Regions from separate parts of the Homo sapiens genome. Here region 2 is linked to region 1. A link is a contact called in ENCODE POLR2A ChIA-PET data. All regions are on one chromosome and are shown on one strand. The core of a region is the stretch at or near the end of the contact, and the rest is flanking DNA. Distances in the headings are between cores, read along the strand shown. Region 1 has its middle 5.7 kb from the start of C6orf141. Region 2 holds the start of CRISP1 (cysteine rich secretory protein 1).

Evidence for each region. ChIA-PET counts read pairs that join two places held with the same protein, here RNA polymerase II (POLR2A).
Region 2: POLR2A ChIA-PET joins it to region 1 with 19 read pairs in BJ. The contact joins the promoter of CRISP1 here to the enhancer-like site in region 1. POLR2A ChIA-PET finds 5 or more read pairs at or near these places in 3 of 52 experiments (AG04450, BJ and common myeloid progenitor, CD34-positive).

The regions. Positions count from the first base shown.
Region 1 is chr6:49,554,868-49,557,885 of GRCh38, forward strand. It overlaps a transcript of C6orf141 not described here. Among named protein-coding and RNA genes, the nearest start is that of C6orf141, 5.7 kb to the left of the region's middle. Within about 2 kb of position 1,769, at least 6 of the 41 ENCODE cell types and tissues checked have a DNase peak (open chromatin) inside an H3K27ac peak, as active enhancers do.
Region 2 is chr6:49,865,037-49,868,028 of GRCh38, forward strand. It overlaps CRISP1 (cysteine rich secretory protein 1), which reads right to left and starts at 1,499. Exons shown (of 8, transcript NM_001131.3): 1 at 1,393-1,499.

The sequences.
Region 1 (3,018 bases), core at 519-3,018:
GCTTCACAGGTGTTCCTGATCCAAGCAGAACCCTGTTATTTGAAGAGCCTGAGAAATCTTATCCCGTTTACAAATGTCCTGGGAGTGCATCCAAAGTGAAACTTGGGCATCCTCAATACTAAGAAATCTCTGAGAATGACTGGATCTTGGCTCTTTGATCTTACCTCTACTCCTCTGAAAAACATGATTATCTAAAATTGTGTTAGGTGGATGAACCGCATCAAAGACTTCCAGAAGCCACTCCAGTGACCATAAGATAAATGTCAGAATCGCATAACCCCCAGGATCAGGCAAGTGTTATCCTCTCTTAAAACTCTTTGTTTACAACCATGATCTCCTTTTGGGAATCATTACATTTGACTTACTGCTTATTTTTGTTGGATGTTACCAGTGCTTGGTGATAAAACTTGATGTGGCTCTTTGCTTTGAAAAAGAAAAAAACTTTTTATTAAAAGAAACAGTTGTATACACTGCATAAAAATTGGGAAAATATTATGAAGAAAAAGAAGATATAATAAAGGAAACAAAAATTTACAGATGACCCCAAATCTCTTTTAATATTTGGCAAGTTTCAAGCATGAATTTTTTGTTTTGTTTTGTTTTTGTTTTATAGAGACAGCACCTTGCTATGTTGCCCAGGCTAGTCTTTTTTTTTTTTTGAGACGGAGCCTCGCTCTGTTGCCCAGGCTGGAGTGCAGTGGCGCAATCTTCGCTCACTGCAAGCTCTGCCTCCCGGGTTCATGCCATTCTCCTGCCTCAGCCTCCCGAGCAGCCGGGACTACAGGCGCTCGCCATCACGCCCGGCTAATTTTTTGTATTTTTAGGAGAAATGGGGTTTCACCATGTTAGCCAGGATGGTCTCGATCTCCTGATCTCGTGATCTGTCCACCTCAGCCTCCCAAAGTGCTGTGATTACAGGCGTGAGCCACCGCGCACCTGGCGTGCCCAGGCTAGTATTAAAATCCTGGACTCAAGCAATCCTCCTGCCTTGGCCTCCCAACATGCTGGGCTTATAGGCATCAGCCACCATGCCTGGCCAAGTGTGGTTTTATTTTATTGTATTTTCATGTGAATATACCTACATATATACATACATCTTTCTAAGCATAAACTATATAAAGTAGTATTAATGTAACCTCTGTATATTTTCTGAATATGATCTGTATATAAACAAACATATACTGATGCTACTCAAGATGGGCGTTCTGTGAAACGGCAGCGTGGGCATCTCCAAGAAGGTTTTTAGAAAAGTAGAATCTCAGGCCCCATTCCAGATCTGTTGAATCAGAATTCGCATTTTGTCAAGATCATTGGATGATTCACATTAAAGTTTGAGAAACACTGACATATTCTCATATATTTAGTTCTGTATCCTATTTTGTCACTTACCAAAACTGAAAAGTTTTTTTATTCTGTATTCCCAATTAATTGTTAACAATGCCATGAAGATAATAATTCATAGAGTTTTGAACACAGTTAAAGATTACAGGAAGGTGAAAGATAGAGGATATGAATGGGTAAATTGGCGAAGAGATCTCTATGAAGCTTTATAGTGTCTTTTTTAAAGAGCCTTATTATTTGAAAGTTTGTCCTAATGAACCATTGACTCATCATTGAATTTCAAACTATTTCAGAAATATGGCTATTTTGTTGTCTAGGAATATGAAATAATACATTATAAAAAACTCCTGTAAAGGTGAAAAAGCAGGAAGTCATTAACACATTGCACAATTGCAACTCTGCAGGCTGAGTCAGAACTTGTCAGCCACTTGTGATGAATTGAGAGGGGTGGGGAAAAGGTGGAGCCAGAATTTGAATCAACTGATTCAGATAAGTAAACAAAGGGCTGTGACTCTTGAACACCATGACATCTCTATAACTGCAGTCAGTACTTTGCTCTGTAATTAGGGAGGGCAAATCTGTGAATTTACTTCTCTAGATGAAGATAAAGTCCAGATTACTTTGGAGAGAGTAAGGAGTTATGATTGGTTTTCAGGCATTATGCAGCCAATAGTCACAAACAAAACATTAAGACTTGGTTATCTTCAAAGCAAGGAACTAACCAAATTCAAACTTACATTTCTAACCTTAAAACAGAACAAGAGGCCAAGCACGGTGGCTCACGCCTGTAATCCCAGCACTTTGGGAGGCCAAAGCAGGTGGATCACCTGAGGTCAGGAGTTCAAGACTAGCCTGACCAACATGGAGAAACCCCATCTCTATTAAAAATACAGAATTAGCCGAGGTGATGGTGCATGCCCATAATCCCAGCTACTCAGGAGGCTGAGGCAGGAGAATCACTTGAACCCAGGAGGAGGAGGTTGCAGTGAGCTGAGATCGCGCCATTGCACTCCAGCCTGGGCAACAAGAGCAAAACTCCATCTCAAAATAATAATAATAATTAATAAATAAACAGAACAAGAGTATTTTGAGGAGACTGCAGCCCTCCCCAAAATAGAACAAACAGAGGCTGTGTTTGCAGAGCTTGCTATAATAAGAGAGTCAGCCAACATCATTTGTGCTTGGCAGGAAAGCGAAGGCAGGTAGGGCAATAGGAAAGCTTTGTAGTGGCCAAGATGATCTTACCCATTCCTCAGCTTGACTAAATTTCAGATAAGCTTCTTGACTTAGGTCCCTGACTTTCCTTTTCTTAGAGCATTTACTTTAGAAGACTTTGAATGGTAAATTATTTCTCTGCCCCTTTGAAATGTAAATCTAAGAAAGATCCAGGTATGTCTTTCTTGAGGACCTAGGAGCCATTACTGTGAAGTGTAATCACTGAAAACAAACAAACAAACAAACAAAACTCAGAGGTCTCTAACTATCAGTCTCTGTGGGAGGGTGGAAGCCCAGCTTCTCAAAGTGCCAATCAGCAAACATAGATGGCATAATCACATTGACCAATGTCCCTTTTAACATTGTCTCGTAGTTTTTCTCTAGCTCGCCTTAATGCTTAAAATATTCCCACCTTTTGTTTCAAAGGAATTAAGTTCAATCTCTCTCCCCTAATGCAATAGT
Region 2 (2,992 bases), core at 249-2,748, 310 kb after region 1:
AACATTGAAAAAATATTGGAGAACAAAGCTGTAGGATTTACAATACCAAGTATTAAAACTCACTATAATGCTGAAGTCATTAAGACAGAGTACTAGTAACACAAATACAGATAAATGGACCAATGGCATATTATGTAATACAGAAACAAATTCACATACATAGTCATCTGATTTATGACAAAGTCTCAAATGCAATTGAGTGGGGAAAGGATGATCATTTTTATAAAAGAGATGAGGTCAATGGAATATCTAATAGAGAAAAGATAAGGATTCTGATAACTACCTTCCACTAAAAACAAAAATTGTTTTCCCTTGAGTTATAGATTTAAATGTGAGTACCATCTTATTTTTACAAATCTAAATGTGCAAACTATCATATTTGTAAGACATAAATACCAGCTATTTGATGATTATCTGATATTATTTGAAGTGTGCAGTCATATTTCTTCCAAATTCTCTTGTCTAATGATTTTCTCTCATTATAGTCAATTTGATCCATTGCATTATATGTAAAAGGTCTTTGTGAAAACAAAAGGAAGGTGGTTGGTGGTTGCTTTGGTATATATTACTAAAGGTAAGATTTCCATAAGCAGTTTTGGAGAGAATAATTCAGAGAGTACAAAGCATTAATGGGATTGAGATAGAAACTGGAAAGGGAGTGAGGGAGCAGGAAGGGCCCAAAGGGAAGTTGAGGAGGGCTGAGGTGGGGCACAAAAGTTGTGTAATTTACAAGTCCAAGACCTAGCATGAAGACCCTGGAGACTTGAAACAAGGGTGGAGACTGGCAGATGGAAAGACTGCAGAAAGAAGTTTGGACAGCTTAAAATCCTGCCCGCTGGGGCCCATCACTAGTTCTCAATTTCTCCTTCATGCTGTCTTGGTTCTGATAGAGGCTGCCTTACAGTCTGTAAAATAAATCTTTAATCGCCATTATCCATTAAATGTCTAGCAACTCCCGAAAACAAAATGTCAAGTTATAAAAGTGACAGAGGACCACTACCTGTTTGACTATGGCCCCTTATTACTGGCTAATTCTTTTGGCAGCATTTTCAATATTTTGTGAAATAAAAGATGCCTACGTTGTCATTTTCAGATCTATATAACCCTATGGTAATTGTCCCTACGTGAAAAAATGTTTCTTCTAAGCCCTCCCCAAGAAGTTCATGAGAATGAACTCAACATGTAATATTACTTTATATTTGGATAGTATATCAGCTTATAAACACCTTTATTAAAAGCATGGAGATAACTAACATTTACTTTTAGATAACAATAGCATTAGAATAAAACTTTGCATGTAATCTCATTTAACATTATAACAATGCTTTTGGGTAGTCACTTATGAATCTTATTTTCAAATAAAGAAACTGACAAAGATATTATATAACTTACCCAAGTCCACACAGCCTTTAAATTTGTGTCCTGATAAGAACCAAGCCTTTCTCTATGTAGTGTATTTGTGCTTTTAAATGACAGTCCACAGGGGAGATTTGTTCAATGAGGTAGTCAGTACAAGGTAAATGCCTATAACAGATCAAGGGATTTACGGTGGACACCAGGCATGAATACATGATAATCAGAACAAATCTAGAGTCTGTGAAGATTACAAATCATGATTATGGGGACATTTCTAGTTTGTAACCAAGGCAACATCATCAATGGAACTCACCAATTTTAAACTTTTACCCTGGGAACTAACTGCAAAGATTAGTTGCATGATTCAGCAGAGCCACAATCAGATAACAAAGGTCACTGTAAGGGAAAATGACTTGCTGGTCCAGAAACTTCTCAACTTTATTAAATTCATTCAGTAATTATTTATTGAGGTCTTAAGATGATTTATGCTCTCTTCTAGATGCTGAGGATACATAGAATCACCAAACATATAAACTACACAATCTTATGGAGTTTGGTAACTGTTCTATAATGTGTCACATACTTGGAGAGGCTCTGGGAATGAAAAGATAAGTAGTCCATTTTCCTAAGACCTTCCTGGTTAAAAGGAAAACTTCTGCAATTTGGGAGAATTCTAATAGAGATTTGTCCAGAAACAATGTGGAAGCAACTAACTACCTTGAGAGGTCTAGAAATACTGAACACTAAATTGTAAAACACTAAAAATTCCAGAAATCATTTGAGTCACATGATGAGAAATATCACAGGACACTTAGAACAAAGAAAGAAATATCACACAGACAGAAATCACATATGAGAATAGAAAATTTACTCTGAAACTAGGTGTAATCAGATGTTTTTGAATTGTCTTATTATTCTGAAAAGTTGGGAAATGTTTGTATATGTGAGTGCATGGTCGCTTATATTGAAGTCATAGCTTGCTGGCCTCTTTTTAAAATTATGAATTAAGTCTTTGTTCTTTGTAAGAAAGAATACATTATTATTTAATAAAAAATATTTTTCTTGTATCTTGCTTAAGAAAGGGCAATTGAATATCTAAAAGGAAAGAGTAAAAATAAGGTAAGAATTGTGTAGTCATAAGTTATTTTGTGTTAGTTCTGGGGTGAGGGTTAGGAAATAAAAATTAAAAGAAAGATCAGAGTCTCTTAAGATAGAACTTTCTGGTCTTGTTAAAGTATATAATGAATGTCCAGAAAACCATCTGCAGGAAAGGAGAACTAAACATCACTAAAAATTGCTCACCTATACCTAGAAGAATTTCTCTTTTGGTTGAGGGAGATGGTGTTAATCTAAAAACATAGAAAAGCTTATCTGTAAACTCTTTCATAGATAAGATGAATTATCTTTAGCTTAACTTTAATTGGCTTTAAAGAATTTTACATGATCTTGAAATTAACACTTCCAAATTATTGAGCAACTTTCTCCAACAAACTACATTGTAAAAAGAAAGCTGCAAAAGAATGCTATTACTTCACCAAACCAGCATGGTTTATATATTAGAAATGTATAATTGTCATTTATTTCTTGCTAAACTGCTGTTTATAAAGGAGAGTGTTGATTCAACATCAAGTCAAGT